2 separate regions of the Mus musculus genome follow, and region 2 is linked to region 1. The links are chromatin loops, found by intact Hi-C in ENCODE. Cell type or tissue: left cerebral cortex. All regions are shown on one strand. Links, peaks and the distances in the headings refer to the core of each region. The heading gives the core; the rest is flanking DNA.

What was found. A loop is a pair of places that touch in the nucleus more often than their neighbours do. Peaks named below come from ENCODE experiments on the same cell type or tissue, not always from the same donor. Only the 100,000 strongest peaks of a DNase experiment are listed, where the experiment ranks them.
Region 2: it touches region 1 in a loop (3-fold over the local background); 7 of 42 quality-filtered maps call a loop at or near these places.

The regions. Positions count from the first base shown.
Region 1 is chr1:74,357,092-74,365,415 of GRCm38, reverse strand. It overlaps Catip (ciliogenesis associated TTC17 interacting protein), which reads right to left and starts at 3,281. Exons shown (of 10, transcript NM_001379457.1): 1 at 3,230-3,281; 2 at 2,894-3,049; 3 at 2,469-2,666; 4 at 2,109-2,164; 5 at 1,013-1,099; 6 at 700-867. The coding sequence starts at 3,254. In left cerebral cortex, for the core only: CTCF peaks have their summits at 3,390 (motif pointing right) and 4,348 (motif pointing right); DNase peaks (open chromatin) are centred at 1,700, 2,813 and 3,376; H3K4me3 peaks cover 338 bases; H3K27ac peaks cover 1,501 bases.
Region 2 is chr1:74,283,676-74,291,999 of GRCm38, reverse strand. Aamp (angio-associated migratory protein) reads left to right here and starts at 7,262. Exons shown (of 11, transcript NM_146110.3): 1 at 7,262-7,497; 2 at 7,959-8,114. The coding sequence starts at 7,377. Pnkd (paroxysmal nonkinesiogenic dyskinesia) reads right to left here and starts at 6,966. Exons shown (of 10, transcript NM_001039509.1): 1 at 6,863-6,966; 2 at 5,990-6,158. The coding sequence starts at 6,929. Tmbim1 (transmembrane BAX inhibitor motif containing 1) reads left to right here. Exons shown (of 12, transcript NM_027154.5): 7 at 266-305; 8 at 532-569; 9 at 713-800; 10 at 1,153-1,248; 11 at 2,076-2,129; 12 at 2,482-3,753. The coding sequence ends at 2,628. In left cerebral cortex, for the core only: CTCF peaks have their summits at 4,576, 7,097 and 7,299; DNase peaks (open chromatin) are centred at 6,623, 7,128, 7,691, 8,178 and 4 more places; H3K4me3 peaks cover 2,224 bases; H3K27ac peaks cover 1,559 bases.

The DNA of each region.
Region 1 (8,324 bases), core at 161-8,160:
TAGATGTGATGTAGATGTAGATGTGATGGTAGATGTGATGTAGATGTAGATGTAGATGTAGATGTAGATGTGATGTAGATGTAGATGTGATGTAGATGTAGATGTATACCTCTTGGGACTTGGGTTACAGAAGGTTGTAAGCTGCCATGTGGGTGCTGTGAGCTGATCTTGTGTCTTCTGCAAAACCAGTAAGTGCTCGCAACCACTGAGACATCTCTCTGCCCTCACCTTGGTTTTGAGACAGGCTCTCTCTCTCACTGGGCCCTGAGGCAGCCTGATGCACTCAGGCTGTCTTTACTGCTGCAGTTCTGGGATTATATGTGTGCAGCATTTACATGGGCTTGGGGATCAAAGTCAGAGCCTCATCATGCCCCACTGAACGTCTCTCCAGCCTTAGAAGGCAGGTGTTTAGAAAGCAGGCTTCCATGAGTCTTTTCTGTGTAGTGACCTTTATGTACAGAAGGTTGCTTCCCACCTTTTCGTTCCCACTTATCCCGGGTGCTCTGTTCTCACTCTTCTTCCTACCACGTTTGTCTAACTGCTGTTGCTCCAGTGTACTTCATTTTGCCCTCAGGACCTAGACCCAACCCACCTTGCTTACCACCCTCCCACATCACATCTGTGTTTCCCACCTCAGTGGCCTTCATGACCCTTCTAGTTCTCCCCAGGTTGATTCCTTTGCCCAGAGACAGTACTCACGTAGGTGCAATGGCAGAGCTTGCCCTCCGAGTCTAAGGCTAGGAAGCGAGCCCCACTGGGCACCGACTGCTGCCAGGCCATCACTCTCAGCAGCACCACATTGGCTGCACTGGAGACAAAGCCCTTGAATGTTTTATAGGGGAAAACAGAGACTCCGGTCTTCGTTTCCTGTTTGGGGCAGATCTTGGAGCTCAGAAGAGGCAGGAGGTGTTGGAGCAGGGTGTTGGTTATGTAAGCACCTGACCTCGCACAGCTCGTCCCTGCTGTGGTTCTGAGGATGTGGGAGGGGTTCCCACTTGGCTTTCACTCTTACCTCACCCTCCTTGACACTTCTGGTCACAACAAACTGGCCATCCTGCTTCAGGACGCTCATCTTCCTCTCCATGGGAAGGACAGGGAACTGAAGAGCAGAGCACACAGGAGAGACAATCACGTGCTCGCCCTTGAGAGGCTACCTCCCATCCTATCTTCGACGCTGTTTGTCTGTGGTTTGTTTTTCTGAGAGAAAAAAAAATAGTTCAGAATGGCCTGGAACTCCCTATGTAGCTCAGGATAGCCTTGTACTTGCAACAATTCTCCTGCCTCAGCCTCCTAAGCACTGGGATTATAGGCAAATGCAGTCAATCTTAGTTTTTTATAAACAAAATAAGACAAAAGTCCCTGTCTTGATAAATAAAAAAGATAAAATAAGACAGGCAGGCAGGCGGGCAAGCAGACAAAAAGATGAACAAAAAGCCTCATAGCCTGGTGTGGTGGTCCTCATAGCCTGGTGTGGTGGTCCAGCACTTGGGAGGGGGGTCAGGGGTTCCAAATCACCCTCAGCTACACACCATGTCTGAGGCCAGTCTAGTTATGAGACTGCCTCAAAATAGGAAGGAAGGGGAGGAGAGGGAGGAAAGGAGATCTTCCATTTATGGTGGAAGTCAGAAATAGGCCCATAGTATGTAATAGGAAAGATGAACAGCTGTAAACCTCAGAACGGAACACAGGCTGGAAGCTGGGAACAGATTCTCTGAGAAGGCTGTTAGGCCCAAGTCATCTCCCATGTTTAGACAGGGCATGGCCCCACAGAGGAAGTTTCTGAAGGGACTGGGTGAAGAGGATAGAGCCAGATTTGGAGGCTAAATAGTGACAGGCTCTGGGAAAGGTCAGGTCACGTGGCTCTGGGAAGTGGACCAGGCTTTCAGGCCGGAGGAGGCCAGTGGGCTGGGCTCGGTTTGTGCATCCAGACAACATCAGCAGCAGTAATGGAGGTGACTGGTTATCAAACCAACCGTGTGTGGTGCAGGTTCGGGCTGGTGGGATATGGGAGTGTGATATTCTCCAGAGGTCCCTCCCACCCTCGTAAAGCCCATGTTCTGGCTTACCCTGGAGCAGGGGCAAGGCTGGGGGAGGCTGGGAGTAAATACCTTGATGAACTCCTGACTGTGCTGTTCCATCAGCTCCAGATTGTTGTTTAGGTAGCCTGGGGTACAGGGAGGCACTGATGTCATAGGATGGACGCTAGGGAACGGGCTGGCCCAGGCTGGGGCAACGTGGCCATGGGAAAATGACAGGGTGGTCAACACTGTTCTTGTCCTGGGTATGTGACTGGGAATGACCTCCCCTCCTCCTCCCTCTCCTCTCCCCCTTCCTCTTCTTCCCCTCCCCCAGGCTTTACCCTCTCCCAGGTAAGTCAAGGGGCAGGTCCCAATTAAGGACCTATGGATTGGAATGGGGGTGGGGCGTGGAGAGAAGATGTGAGGGACAGGCAGCAGTCAGGGCTGTACCTAGGAGGGAGCTCCCACACAGCGATTTGTCTAGGAAGCCGCGGCTAGAGGCGTGGACCAGTAGACAGTGGGTCAGGATCCCTATGTCGTCCTTGTACTTCCCCCTCTGCACCTCAATGGTCAGTTCTCCCTGAGGTTCCCCTGTGTCTGAGAGGATGGCCAGAGTCTCCGGGAAGAACAGGAGCATATCCTCCAGCCCTGGGTGGTGCAGAGAAGCTGTCTCTCCAGGCCCAGCCTCTAGACCCCACACCACCCACTCACCCCTTGTCACGTCTCCCATCTCCTAACCAGCCCCGTCACTCCTCCTTGTCATCACTCGGTGCCAGCTGGTAAAGCTCTCCCCGACAGGCTTGTCCCTCCATGTTCATTAGCAAACAGGTCTTTTCTGAATCTCAAGAGGATCGGGTGGAGAGAGAGACTTGTACCTCTCCTCCCCACGCCTGCCCCACCATCTGGCTCACAGAAGGAGTTGAGAAAGCTGATGGCTTCAGCATTGGCTTCTGGGAATGGCTGCTGCTGCTGCCGCTGCTGCTGCTGTTGCTGCAGCTGGCCTAAGTGATGCTGGTCCTTGGCTTTGGAAACTACAAGAGGAAGAAAAAGCTAATAAGTCAGACTCTAGAGAAAAGGGTAGAGTAGGTAGGGATACCTGGTTCTGATCCCCATCCCCAAAAGTTAAATTTGCGAAGACCACACTTTGGTGGGTTTGCAAGGGACAAATACCCCTTCTCCCTCCACCCACAGACCAGAAGTCCATTCCTCACCAGTGGGGGAAACTTTGGAAGACATTTTATTGAGGCTAGTCAGTCTGTGACTAGTAGTCTCCATGGCAACCAGAAAGCTAGGTACTGCCTCTTAAAGGGCAATCAACCCACTTTACTGAACCTAGATTTGTCAAGCTTTGGGGCTCAGCCCAAGCTTAAGAGGTTGTCCAGCAGAGGGAGCCTTTGACATTCTTAAGAGGCTGAGGGAAAGCAGGTCTTTACAACTTCCTTGGGAATTCATGGACGAAGGGGGCTAGAGAGGTGGCTCAGCGGTTGAAAGCAGTGGCTGCTTTTCCAGAGGGCCTGGGTTTGAATCCCAGCACTCACAAGATGGCTCACAACTGTCTCTAGTTCTGTAGGATCCAACACCCACTTCTGGACTCCATGGATACCAGAGACATACATGGCACACACACAAACATCCAACAAAACACCCAAATATATAAAATATAATAATAATAATAATAATAATAATAATAATAATAATAATAATAATAATAATAATAATACAAAGAAGTAGTAGACTAAACCAGAAGTAGTGACTTGTGCCCATAAACCGGGCACTCATGACTCCTGGGCCGGACCTAGGCTCACACACAGAATCCACTTCAAGGTTGGACAACTGTCTTTGTGTGCTACAGTCCCAATAAAAACAGTCTCCTATCTCCTGAGCCTCAGGTTCCCATTCATTGCCTTTACGATGGTGGGAAAGCCTTCGCACTCAGTAGAAACTGTTTCTAATTCCCAGGTTCACCAAGGCTGTTCATCTTCTTTTCTGCAAGCTGCAACTTTCAGAGGGGCCTCTGTGACTCACCTATGAGCTTGGATGCCTCCTCATCTTACTGGGACTGTCATCATTGAGGCATGTAGGCATAATGATGGTCACGCTGAGAGGGACAGCAAAGTCTTTTCTCTTTTGTCTTTTTTGTTTTCCTTTTTGGTTTTTCTTTTTTCTTTTTGATTTTTTCAAGACAGGGTTTCTCTGTGTAGCCCTGGCTGTCCTGGAACTCACTCTGTAGACCAGGCTGGCCTCGAACTCAGAAATCCTCCTGCCTCTGCCTCCCAAGTGCTGGGAACTTTCTTTGTTTTTAAAGATTTATTATTATATCTAAGTACACTGTAGCTGTCTTCAAATGCACCAGAAGAGGGCGTCAGATTTCATTATGGATGGTTGTGAGCCACCATGTGGTTGCTGGGATTTGAACTCAGGTCCTTCGGAAGAGCAGTCAGTGCTCTTAACCACTGAGCCATCTCTCCAGCCCCTTGTTTTGTTGTTTTGAGACAGGGTCTTATATATCCCAGGCTGACTTCAAACTTAATGAAGCAGAGAATGACCTTAAATTTCTGACCTTCCTGTCTCTTTCTCCTGAGTCCTACAATTACAGGCAGGCGTGTGCCACCATTCCCAGGTTATGAGGCACTGGGGGAATCGAGCCTAGGGCTTACTATGTGGCTCAGGCTGTCCTAGAGATAGTTATTCTGCCCCTGCCTTCCGAGTTTTGGGATCACAGGTGTGCACTACCATGCTTGGCTGATGTAGGCTATGACCTCATATGGAGGTAATATGTGGGTTTTATGGAGAAGAAAACTAAGGCAAAGAGAGGCTAACTGGCTTCACTCGTCACACAGCTAATCCTTCACAGCCAAGACTTGACCAGAGGCAGTCAGACTGAGTCTGCATTCAGGCAGCAGCTGGATAGGATGGTGCTGGGTTGTGATTCTAGCACTTGGGAGGGCTGGGCAGGAAAATCAGAAGCCCAGGTCATCCTCAGCTACGTATTGAGTTTGAGGCCAGTGGGTTGCAATGCGACTCTGTCTCAAAAACTGAAAATAAAACCAGGAAGTGGTGATGTACACCTTTAATCTCAACACTCAGAGGCAGAGGCAGGGGATCTCTTTGAGTTTGAAGCCAGTCTGATCTACAGAGTGAGTTGCAGCATAGCCAGGGCTACACAGAGAGACCCTGTCTTAGAAAGAATTAAGCAGCAAGGAAGTAATAGGTGGTAGAGGAATGGGTGGGAGAGGAGTGGGTGGTAGGCGATGCCGTGAATGGAAACTTCTGGTTAACAGCACCTGAAGTGATTAAATACAGACTTGGAGGAGTGGCTACAGGACTCATACATTTGATTTGTACTCATGCTGTGGACACTTGATCGCCATCTGGGCATGTTGGAGTTGATGTTATGTCTAATACACACAGTTCAATATGATAGCCAGGACCTCAGAAAATTTCTTGACATGAGCTAGCCTTAGACACTGAAGGGTTATTCCAACTCATACTCATCCCAGTTAGGATAAAGCTCCTCCATATTACATTTTAGAATCCATTACATTTGTTGCATTTATTTGTGGAGGGGGAGGGGTGCACCACACTGCACGTATCTGGAGCTCAAGGACTTCTGGGAGTTAGTTCTCTCTGTGTGAGTCCTGGGGTGTCAGGCTTGGTGGCAGGTGCCCCTATCAAATGAGCCATTTTGCTGGTCGTTTTGTTTTCTTCAGACAAGGTTTCTCTATGTGGTCCTGATAGACACTAGCCATTTATGTTTTTATTTTTATTTTTTCTTTGTTTTTTGAGACAGGGTTTCTCTCTATAGCCCTGGTTGTCCTGGAACTCACTCTGTAGACCAGGCTGGCCTTGAACTCAGAAATCTGCCTGCCTCTGCCTCCTGAGTGCTGGGATTAAAGGCATGCACCACCACTGCCCGGCTGACACTAGCCATTTTTAAAATTACATTTTTAGCTAGGCATGGTAGTATATATCTTTAGGCCCAGTATTCAAGAGGCCAACCTGGTCATCACAGGGACTTCCAGGACTAGCCAGGGCTATAGTTTGAGATTATTCCTAAAAAAAAAAAAAAAAAAAAAAAAAAAATTAATTAAAAAAAAAAATAAAAAGGCAAACCCTATTGCTTTCATAATATAAATGTATATAATGTTAGAAAAAAAATCTTCCTTCTTAGTCTATTGAGTGCTGGGATTATAGGCATGTACCAAGACACTTCTTTTTAAAGACAGGGCATCATGTGTCTCAGGTTGAACCAAAGTGCTTTCTGTAGTTGTGAATCCTGTGGAATACCTGATCCTCCTGACTCTGTGTCCTGAATACCGGGACTAGAGGTGTAGACCACCATGCTTGGCTCACGAGACATTGGGGATTCATGAATGTAAGGCTTCCCTTCCAGCCCCTAAATTGATTTGGTTATCAGAATAAAGTTAAAGGGACAAGGAGCTGCTATGGATATGGCGCAGGGGTACAGCCTGGTCTACAAGCCACAGCCTCTAGGATGATCCCCGCCATGTCTAAGAAACAAAGAAATAAAGACCCGCCAGGGCATGGTTGGACATGCCTGTAATCCCAGTGTTTGAAAAACATTTTAAGATTTATTTATTTTATTGTTATTTTGCATATGGGTGTTTTGCTTGCATGTAGATCTGTACACGCTTTGTGCCTGTGGAAGCCAGACGAGGGCACTGGATCTTCTGGGTGTGGTTGCTGGATGTGGGTGTTGGAAACTGAACTGAGTCCCCTGCAAGAGCAGCAAGTGCTTTCAACATTGAGCCTCCTCTCTAGCTTGTTTGGTTTGGATGTTTGTTTGTTTGCTACTTTTCGGTTTGCATTCATTATTATTGTGAGGCACTCCCAGCCAGTGAATATATACCGGAGCACGATGACAAGCTGGATACAAGTTGAGGGCCTTGAATGGGACAAACAGGCTCTGGCGGATGGGGTAGGCACCTACTGAGCAATATCCAGTGACCTAGAGGAAGCGTCTGTGCTGAACTCAACAGGATCAACAACATGTTCAGGGCTCACAGCAAGCTTCTTGTCTTGGTACCATTATCATCTCCATTGGCAGATGACAAACCCAGGTTCAGAAAGGCCAAGCCACCTGCCTGTAAATGGAAAATGTGGACTCCAACCTACCTGGGGCTCCAGAGACCTTGTTTGTTGTTGTTCTTTTTGTTTGCTTGTTTGTTTGTTTGTTTGTTTGAGACACGGCCTCAATATATAGCCCTGACCAGTTTGGAACTTGCTATATAGACTTGTCTGGCCTCAAAATCACAGAAATACCCCTGCCTCTGCCCCTAAGTGTTGGGATTATGTGTTGAAGATTGGTTCTAATGTTTTGATTCAACCGAGAATCTGCATGTCCAAATGCTGAAGGTCCTTGTCTCCAATTTTGATCCATCAGTAAAGATGCCAGAGGCTAACGGCTGGGCAAAGGGAGATGGGGGGGGGGGGCTGGAAGCATGATGCTACATATGGTGTGCAACATGGTAGGCAAGAACCCACTATTAAACATAATTTAGGTATTCTGGGATAGAAAACACACCTGCAAATGATTTAAGTCTAGGAGAGGAGAGAACTGGTTCCTTATTAAGTGGAGCTAAGTCACATGGTTCCCACACAGAAAACTAGAACAAAGGAACACAGCTGCCACAGAAAGCCTCAGCTCAGAGATGCTGGGAACTCCTGCTGTGCAAAGAGGCTGGCTGGTTCCCTGGCCTGGTGCTAGGAAGAAGGCAATGAGAAGCAGACAATAAAAGCTGCCTGTCTCCAGCCAGCAAATAATCAAAGAATAGAAATTTTTAAGTTTGATTTAATTGCTTTTTTTTTTTTTTCCAAAAAAAATTATTTATTATATGTAAGTACACTGTAGCCATCTTTAGACATTCCAGAAGAGGGAGTCAGATCTTGTTATGGATGGTTGTGAGCCACCATGTGGTTGCTGGGATTTGAACTCAGGACCTTTGGAAGAGCAGTCAATGCTCTTACCCACTGAGCCATCTCGCCAGCCCAATTTAATTGTTTTAAGGATAGAAGAGTGTATAATGGTAATTGTTTAAATGTTCTTAAATATACTTTAAAGAAATTTAAAAGTCTTGCCAAGGCAAACTCTCAAATGGGTCTGCATGGGATTTCTGGGATTTCCTAGTCTGGCATGACAGAAACAGAGCCTGGAAATAGGTTTATACTGTAAGTAGAAGGGAACTTAATTAAAGTTAAATACAGAGGTGCATAAATATGGAGGCTTTCGATCCTTATAGGTCAAAGAGCAGGAGCTGGTGAAGAAGCGCTGCTTCAATGGTTAAT
Region 2 (8,324 bases), core at 299-8,298, 74 kb after region 1:
TACTGCATCTCTATCAGGAAGAACTCAGGGTTCAGAGGCGCCAAGGGATTTTGTCACAGTCACACAGGAGACATGCAGGTTCTAAACAAGTCCCAGCCATGCTGGCTCCACAGGAAAGGACTGTCTCGGGTTATCCTTGTGTAAATATCTGAGTACCCTCCCTAAGGAGAAGGCTTATTTCTCAGGACTTCTGCTAAAGGAGCTGCTGAGACTTGATGGCCCAGGCAGGTAACCAGGGTCTTCCTCCCTCTCCCTCTGTCTCCAGGCGCCGATTCCCATGGAACATCATCTTGCTCACCATCTTTGTAAGTCTAGAAGGGAAATGGAAGACCTACACTCGGGGAAGGGTTGGGGACACCCTTGTCCTTGGCTGGCCCTGCTCTTGCTTTCCTCTGTGGCTGTTCTTCCCAATACAGTTACCCCCAGCTCCTGCAGGGTCATGGCGACCAGTGTTGAGGCTGTTCTGTGTTGAGCCATACTCAATAGCCCATGCTGTTCTTAACCATTGGCCTCATTCTCTCCTGCCCGCAGACTTTGGCTTTGGGCTTTGTGACAGGCACTATTTCCAGGTATGTTCAGGGACAATCCTCCATGCTCTTGGGGAGGGAATGTCATGGAAGGCTGGATGGACTATGGGCACAATCCTGAACATAGGGAGTCTATTTATGGCTTCTGCCTCTGGCCCATCTCAACGCTGCTTCCTTTTCCCCAGTATGTATGAAACCAAAGCTGTCATCATAGCAATGATCATCACCGCTGTGGTATCCATCTCTGTCACCATCTTCTGCTTTCAGACTAAGGTGAGGATGGGGAAGGCCTTTCTCTGACCATCCTGCCCTCTTACACACACACACACACACACACACACACACACACACACACACACACACACACACACCTTTGGGTTCAGCACTTGGGCAGGCATGGAAGGGTTCAGACCCTTGCAGACTAGGGACTTCCCTAGCCTAATCTCCTGCTCCCATGTCTGTACTTGACAAATTGCTTCCTGTATGATATATGTCCTTAGCATATCACTGTCACTGCCATGTCCCCAAGAGCAGCACTGGGACTCCCCAACTGGGGCTCAGGGTCAGTCCTCTGGGATGCTAAGGATGGCAGTTATCGACGTGCCTCTTTCTCCCTTTCTGCTAGGTGGACTTCACCTCGTGTACAGGCCTCTTCTGTGTGCTGGGAATAGTGCTGATGGTGACCGGAATTGTCACAAGCATAGTGCTGATCTTTAAATATGTGAGTGTCCTGCCAGAAGGGTAGGCAGAACCCAGGCAGCAGACTTCCTGTGGAGCAGGGGCGGGCTCTGGCTCACACACCTCTCCACTGGCCAGTGCAGGCACCAACACAATACCATCCTTTTGGGTTAGGGTATAACAGATTTCTCTCAGGCAGGTGATAAACCACAGCCCCCTTAAGCCCTGGATAGCACCACTTGGTTCCTACAGGAACTGATAGGTTAGCCGAGACCAGGTTTCGTGAAGGACTAAGTTGGGCCTGGATGGAAGTGGCCCCGAGATTGCTGGTTCTGCTGCGTTCTTTGCTTCCAGTCAGCTAAGGCGGGAACACAGGGTTGGAGGGGAAGGATCAAAACAAGAGGTGCTGCCCCCCCCTCACCATGGCTGGTCCTGGTCTGTGTACAGGCACTTGGCAGGAGTGTTGAGTGGGGTGGCAGGTTGCCAACAGGCTTCTCTAAACTGTATCTAAGGTGGGCTGTAGGAGCCAGTGAGCTGCATCCATGGGCTGGCTCCTGGGAGCTCACTGTCACAGGCTCTTCAAACAGCATGCACTGGGCTTGTCTTGTTTCCATGACCTCCAGTAGACATTCCTGGACTTCACTAGCTTTCAGTTGGGCTGATGGGCTAACGTGGACATTGTGGGACAGCCTTTGGCAGATAAATTACAATCTCAGTTTCTCCCAGGATCTAGAGGCAAGATGGGGATCCTGGAGAGGTAGCTTCCCTACCTGCCTCTCTAGCTGGAGTCCCAGGGTCAGCTGGGTCTCCAAGGCCTGCTTTGGCTATGCTCTGCGTGGCTCCCTAATGCCATACTGTGCTATTTTACAGATTTACTGGCTCCACATGGTCTATGCAGCTCTGGGGGCCATCTGTTTCACCCTGGTAAGTTAGTTCCCTCTTCTGGGAGGGGAGCTGAGATGGTGGCTTTTAGGCAGCTTGGGAGGTGGGGAGGAGCCATGGACAATTGTTCTCTTCTTATGTAGGTGTTTTACAAGTTTCTGACATCCCTGTTTTGCTCTGTTCACATTGCTGGCTGGGTAACAGATGTGTGCCAGTCTCTGGTAGACAAGTGAACTGCTCAATGGCAGAAACCATGTAAAAAGCACACTCCTCCCTAGTGACTGACTCCATTAGTGAGCTATATGGCTGGCCCAGGGCTCTCAGGACATCGTGCTGACAGGAAGTGAACCCTGGACACTGAGCTCCTTGGCACTCATGTCTGGTTTCCCTGCAGTTCCTGGCTTATGACACACAGCTGGTCCTGGGGAACCGGAAGCACACCATCAGCCCGGAGGACTACATCACAGGCGCCCTACAGATCTACACAGATATAGTCTATATCTTCACGTTCGTGCTCCAGCTCGTAGGAAGTAGAGACTGAGAGAAAGAGAGATGTCCCTTTCACTGGCCTGGGACTCACCCTTTCCTATTGGGCTGGGCCCTAGGTCCCGTCTCCCCTCAAGTAATCTGCTCAGTTTCCTCTCCGTCCTGGGGATGGGAGGACCTCTGGCTGTGTTCAGTGAGAGCCATGATGCTGGGATCACTGGCACCTCTTAGCCCTTGGTGGGCTTGGTAAGAACTAGTCTGAAGGTGTATCTCCTTCCCTTTACCCATGACGAGTATGCACCAAACTCTGTGTGTGTGTGTGGGTGGGTGTGTGTGGGTGTGTGTAGGGGAGTAGGGAGCCTGTGAACACAGGAGCTCTGAGGGGAAGAGGCTCCCCTCCCACCTCGGCCACAGGGTTCTAGGCTAGGAGCTGGAGCTGTCTCCCTCCTGGATCCAATAAAGCCAGATGCTTTGCCTCCAGCTCCAGTGCTCATAGGCCACTTATGCTGTCTGAACTCTTTAGGCTTGGCATCTCTTAGCTTTAGAAGCTAGAAGAGATCTGTGCCCTGGGGTCTCTCTGTTCCAACCCCATCTTCCAGTAACATGTATCAGTTATTTATCTGGCTAGGGGAAAAAAGACAGTGAGCAGAGTTTCATCAGTATGGGGGCTAAACCAGAATGGCATCCACCCTGCCTGGCGCCCAGCCTGGCTACCATCCAGACCCAAAGTGCCTTGGGGCCTTCTGAGGCTTTTAAAATCGGACCTAGAGGGACCTCCTATTTTGCTCTGACACACAGAGGTGGATTGTGGGATTCTGGGTGTGGCTGGGAAGCAGTCTGGGTGAGAGATAAGTGGGGACAGGGAAAGCGCCTTGGGTGCCCTCTCTGGTCTGAGAAACACTGAAGTCTACTCTGGTACACAAGTTCAATCTGTTCTGTATTCCCATTGGGAGATTTCAGACTAAAACCCCCTCTTCAAGCCAGCTGCTGCTTTCTATGTAATCCAAGTGCCTCCTCCGGCTGGTACCAGGATGGGAACAGAAGCCGGTTTATCAGGTGGGGTAGAAACCTTACTAGCCCAAGGACATAGTTAGAGCTATTCTGTCCAGTACTTGATTCTGAATATATCACAGAGGGACACAACTAGAAATGTAATAAAGTTTTATGTTTGGCAGGAAGACCCTTGAGTTGCTGTGGCTTTCTTAACTCTAAGGTGGGAACCCAGTATTTGGAAGAAAGACTTTCCTGAACAGTTCTTGGTGGTGGGTGAGACAGGCTGCTGCAATGGTAAAAGCTGCCTGAGGAACGGAGCTCAAGTCTGCAGCACTGGCTCCAGGAGCACTGGCTCCAGAAGGGGCTTCTCAGCCACCCCGCAGGATCACGTGTATGCCATGAACCCTCTGTAAAACTTGCCTAGCTTTAACTCCCCCGGGAAGCTCCATCTTTATAGGAAAGGGGCTAGACCATAGCTTTAGAATCTCTTGGAAACTAGTTTCTCTTACAAAGGAGGAAAACATGGCCCAGAGAGGTTGACATATTTAGATGCACTTTTTTTTTTCTTTTTTAATTTTAAATTTTCTTCCACATCCTGAATGCTACATTTGATTTTTGGTTTCTTTTGTTTGGGGGGGCAAGGTCTCTTTATTATTTTGCTCTGGCTGTCTTGGAACCCTGGCCTCAAACTCAGAGATCCACCTGCCTCTGCTTCCTGAGTGCTGAGATTAAAGATGTCCACGCCTGACTAATTTTAACCAGTACGCCTGACTAATTTTAACCAGTTTCAGCTGCAATGGGTAGCTACCCTCCTAACTAGTGGCTCTAAGACTTGGGTCTCCAGAGCCTGCTCCTAGGCTTGCCGTGGCTCCGTCAGCCATCTGGGAACACAGATGGGTCAGTGAGGGAACAGGGAATGAGCAGCTATTTCCACTCTGACCCGCCCCTCCTGGGAACTTACAAATTCAACCTGGCCTCCTTTCCGTGTCAGTACTTAATAACTTTATTTGCATTTGGCTCCTTCCACGGTGTGGAAGAGTTGGGTGCTGGCAGCAGCTTGGGCATCCTGCGCCCTCTGGTGGGCCTCAGGAGCCATGGCCACACAAGACGGCAGTCAATAGTCTAGCACAAGGTTGCAGTGATCCTCACTCAGGTCTGGGCCCCAGACCCAACCTCAGGGAACTGGGCTTGTTGGGGTGAAGCCCTGAACCTCTGGCTCTCATACTCGCCCGTGTTGGACACCCGCATGTTCTGACGAGCTTTCATCTGCTTCAATCGGTCCTTGTCCACTTCCTGCTTGGTGAGGACGAAGAAGAGGATACCACAGGGGAAGCCGATGGCCCTAGGGATGGGGAGATGTGTACCGGGTTTGGGCAGGGACTGGCACTGAGCCAGAGGAGCTAGAAGAATCAGGCCAGCTTTGTCACTTGTACAAATGCTGTGGTGAGACATCTTACGTCTACCTGTCCTTTGTGCTGAGTGCTGGAGGGACCCCACAAACCAGAGCCTCCTGCTGCTGCCTGCTTTAGACAACCGTAATAGTGCTCTATTACATCCTAGCCAACTCCAAACTCCTAGGCATAGTACTCAAAGCCCAGTGTGGTCCTACCTACCTCTTCATTTCTCCTCTGACGGCTGATATTCATGAGTCTCTTCACTTGTGTTGAATGCTTCTGTGTGATAGCCTAAGTAGCCCAGGCTTGCTCTGAGTTAGCAAAGGACCTCCCTGCATACACTGTCTCATGTCCCGTGCCAGACCTCTTTATTTTTCTTTATGGTGTTAAGCTTGTGCACAACCACTAAGGTACATCGACCAACTCTCAGTCTTAGCAGCTACAACTGAAAGAGGGCATTGGTAAGGGCCAAAGAACAGGAAGCCACAAGAGCTGGTGACAATCACAGCTGGGAGCCTCTGTTCCCTCCTTGGAGGGATGGAAATGCAAGGTTTACCTCAGAAAGCTTCAAACGTTATATGGCAAAGTATTGTCATACCTCAGACATTGGATGGAAAAAAATGTTAATTTCCCTTCCTTTTACTTTAGTGAGTGATAATCAGTAATATGTATTAAGGCCAGAATCAGATCCACAGAATTCACAGAAACACGTCTAGCTTCTACACAACGCAATCTGACACTTAATTACTGGGATTGGAATGTGACCCCTGCTCCCAAAGGGAAGGATGAATCCAGTGACTCAAATTCAAATCAGATCAGCTCAATTTGCTCCACAGAAAAGCCACTATCCCCCAATTTTACATATTTTTCCACCCTAGCCCCCCCCCCCCTTCTGAGAGTCCATCCCTTGACTCCAGCAATTTCCTTCCCTTGGATTCAGCTCTCCACCCGCATTTCAGAGAAGTTTCTAGGTCCCCACACCTTTCAATGCACTCCCCACTGGTAGGCAAAGGGAGCAGTTAAACTCACCAGGCTAGCCCCACGGCTTTCATGGGGTTCTTGCCCCTCTTTCTGGGAATGTATTCTAGCTCAGGGGAGAGGGGCTCGGGCTCCTCCTTGCATTCTGGTGAGCTGTGGCTCTGCAGTGCTCTGGTCCTGTTCTGGGAAGCCTTGTTAGCTGTGGCTCCAGAGAGGATCCCTGTGAATGAAAGTATGGCATGTCAGTATGGGAGATGAGGAAGGGGAGTGACTGCAGTCTGGAGTAACAAGTGCAGTGAAGAATCTAAAGAGAAATGGGAAAATCGCCATCGGGTGACACCTTTGGAAGGCTACTTAAACGTCACTGCGGGCTCCTCACCCTGGTGCCAAGGCAGTGAGCTTCGCTGCTGTTCTATTCAGAAGTCAGGCTGGGAAGGACTGCAGAGGAACTCACCGGAGACATACGTATGAAGGAAATCCGGGGAACTGTTTTAAAACTGCAGGACCTTAAGCTATCCTTAAGGATAACTAACTCCATCCCGTCGAAGAGGAAGCTGAAGCCCGAAGACGAGCTGCTTCGCACAAGGTCAAACCGCTAATTACTCAGTGCTAGAACTCAAGCCTCCAGATGCCCAGGGCTCTTTCCTCTGCACTGCGGTGAGTGTGAAACCCCTGGGGCGCGGGAGTCTAAAGGTTTCTTTGGTACCCTCTCTAGCAATAAGACCCTAGACACGCCGCGCAACCTAAACGCAGGAGTTGGACTGGGTGACCTCTAGAGCATCTTTTCACCCCCAGACTCTCTAAGATCTTGCAGAGAGGTGTGGGCAGCAATTGGCATGCTGACTTCCTGCTGTCGCGCTGGGTGGGATATAAAGGAAACGGAATCTTTTAAAACCCTGCCCTCCCGAGGGTCCCTCTCCTTACCCCGGAGGACGCGGGCATTTCTCGCCCCCCGGCCCTTCAGCGCCGTAGCAGCTACCACCGCCGCCATGTTCGGGTCCCACCCCCCTTCACTGCGCTCCCCGTCGGGAATTGTAGTTTGCGTAAGGGGCCTCCCCCGCGCCTTCCGTCCTGCCTACAGAGCAAAAACTACATTTCCCAGAAGTCCGCGTAGCGGGCCCCGGAGAACTACTCCTCCCAGGAGACCCTGGAGGCGCGCACGCTCGCTTGTTTCCCTTCAGCTGGGGGCGGAGTCATGTAAGGTGGAGCTTGGGCTCTCCCGCCACGCCCCGGCCTGGTCATCCTAGTTCTGCCTTATGATTGGCGGCTCTGTTAGTCCACCACTGTCGCCATTGGCCCGGATGCCGTCGCTCTTTCGGCCGGGAGTCACCTACGCCTACTTCCTCCCGGGAGGAGGGGCTCGAGTTCCGCGTCGTCGCGCAGAGCTGACTCTGGGAGGCGTTTGGGCCCAGAGAAGTGGATCGGTAGCTTTCGCCGCATGGAGTCCGAATCGGAGAGCGGAGCGGCCGCTGACACCCCGCCTCTGGAGACTCTGAGCTTTCACGGAGATGAAGAGATCATTGAGGTGGTAGAGCTGGATCCAGGCCCGCCGGACCCGGGTGAGAACTGACGCTCCTGAGGCCACGGGACAAGAGGCGCTCACCCCTGGCCTCTGACCCCTGCTTCTCCCCAGTCCCCCCTCCCCCCTTCCCTACCGGTCGTTCCTACCGACATTTCTCTCCCAGACCTCCTCCCCTACCCCCCACCTTTAGTTTCTAGGCCTGGCTGGGTGGGGGTTCCCTGACGCCTCCCCTAGCCCTTCCCCTCACACACCCCCTTCCCATCATGCCCTCTGTCCTCTCTTCCCACACGGTCGCTGGCCAACACCAGATCTTCAGACCTAGCCTCTCTCCCCCTCCCCGCCCCCCAAGTGCTCTCTTCCTGCTCGGTACGTGTGAGACAACATCTTAACCTTTGGCCACACGACCCACCCTAGCTTCACCTTTTTCATTCTTTAACCCTTACCCCATTCCTTGTATTATCTTTGGAGCTCCATCTTTTAACGCTTCTCTCAAAGCAGATGATCTGGCCCAGGAGATGGAAGACGTGGACTTTGAGGAAGAGGAAGAAGAAGAAGAGGGCAATGACGAGGGCTGGGTCTTGGAACCCCAGGAAGGGGTGGTCGGTAGCATGGAGGGCCCGGATGATAGTGAGGTCACCTTTGCATTGCACTCAGGTAGGCCTTTGAACATCTCAGATCAGTGCAGATGGGCTTTTGAGTATGGCCTGTTGGTCCTAGGCAGCTATTATAAGAGACCAAAGTGAAAGCCACCTACTTTGGCCTGCAGGATATTCAAAGGAAGGGCCATAGGGCACTGGGGTTAAGTGTGACCCCTGGGTTCAAATCCTACCTCTGCTGTTTAGCAGTCTGTCAGCTTTGTTAGCT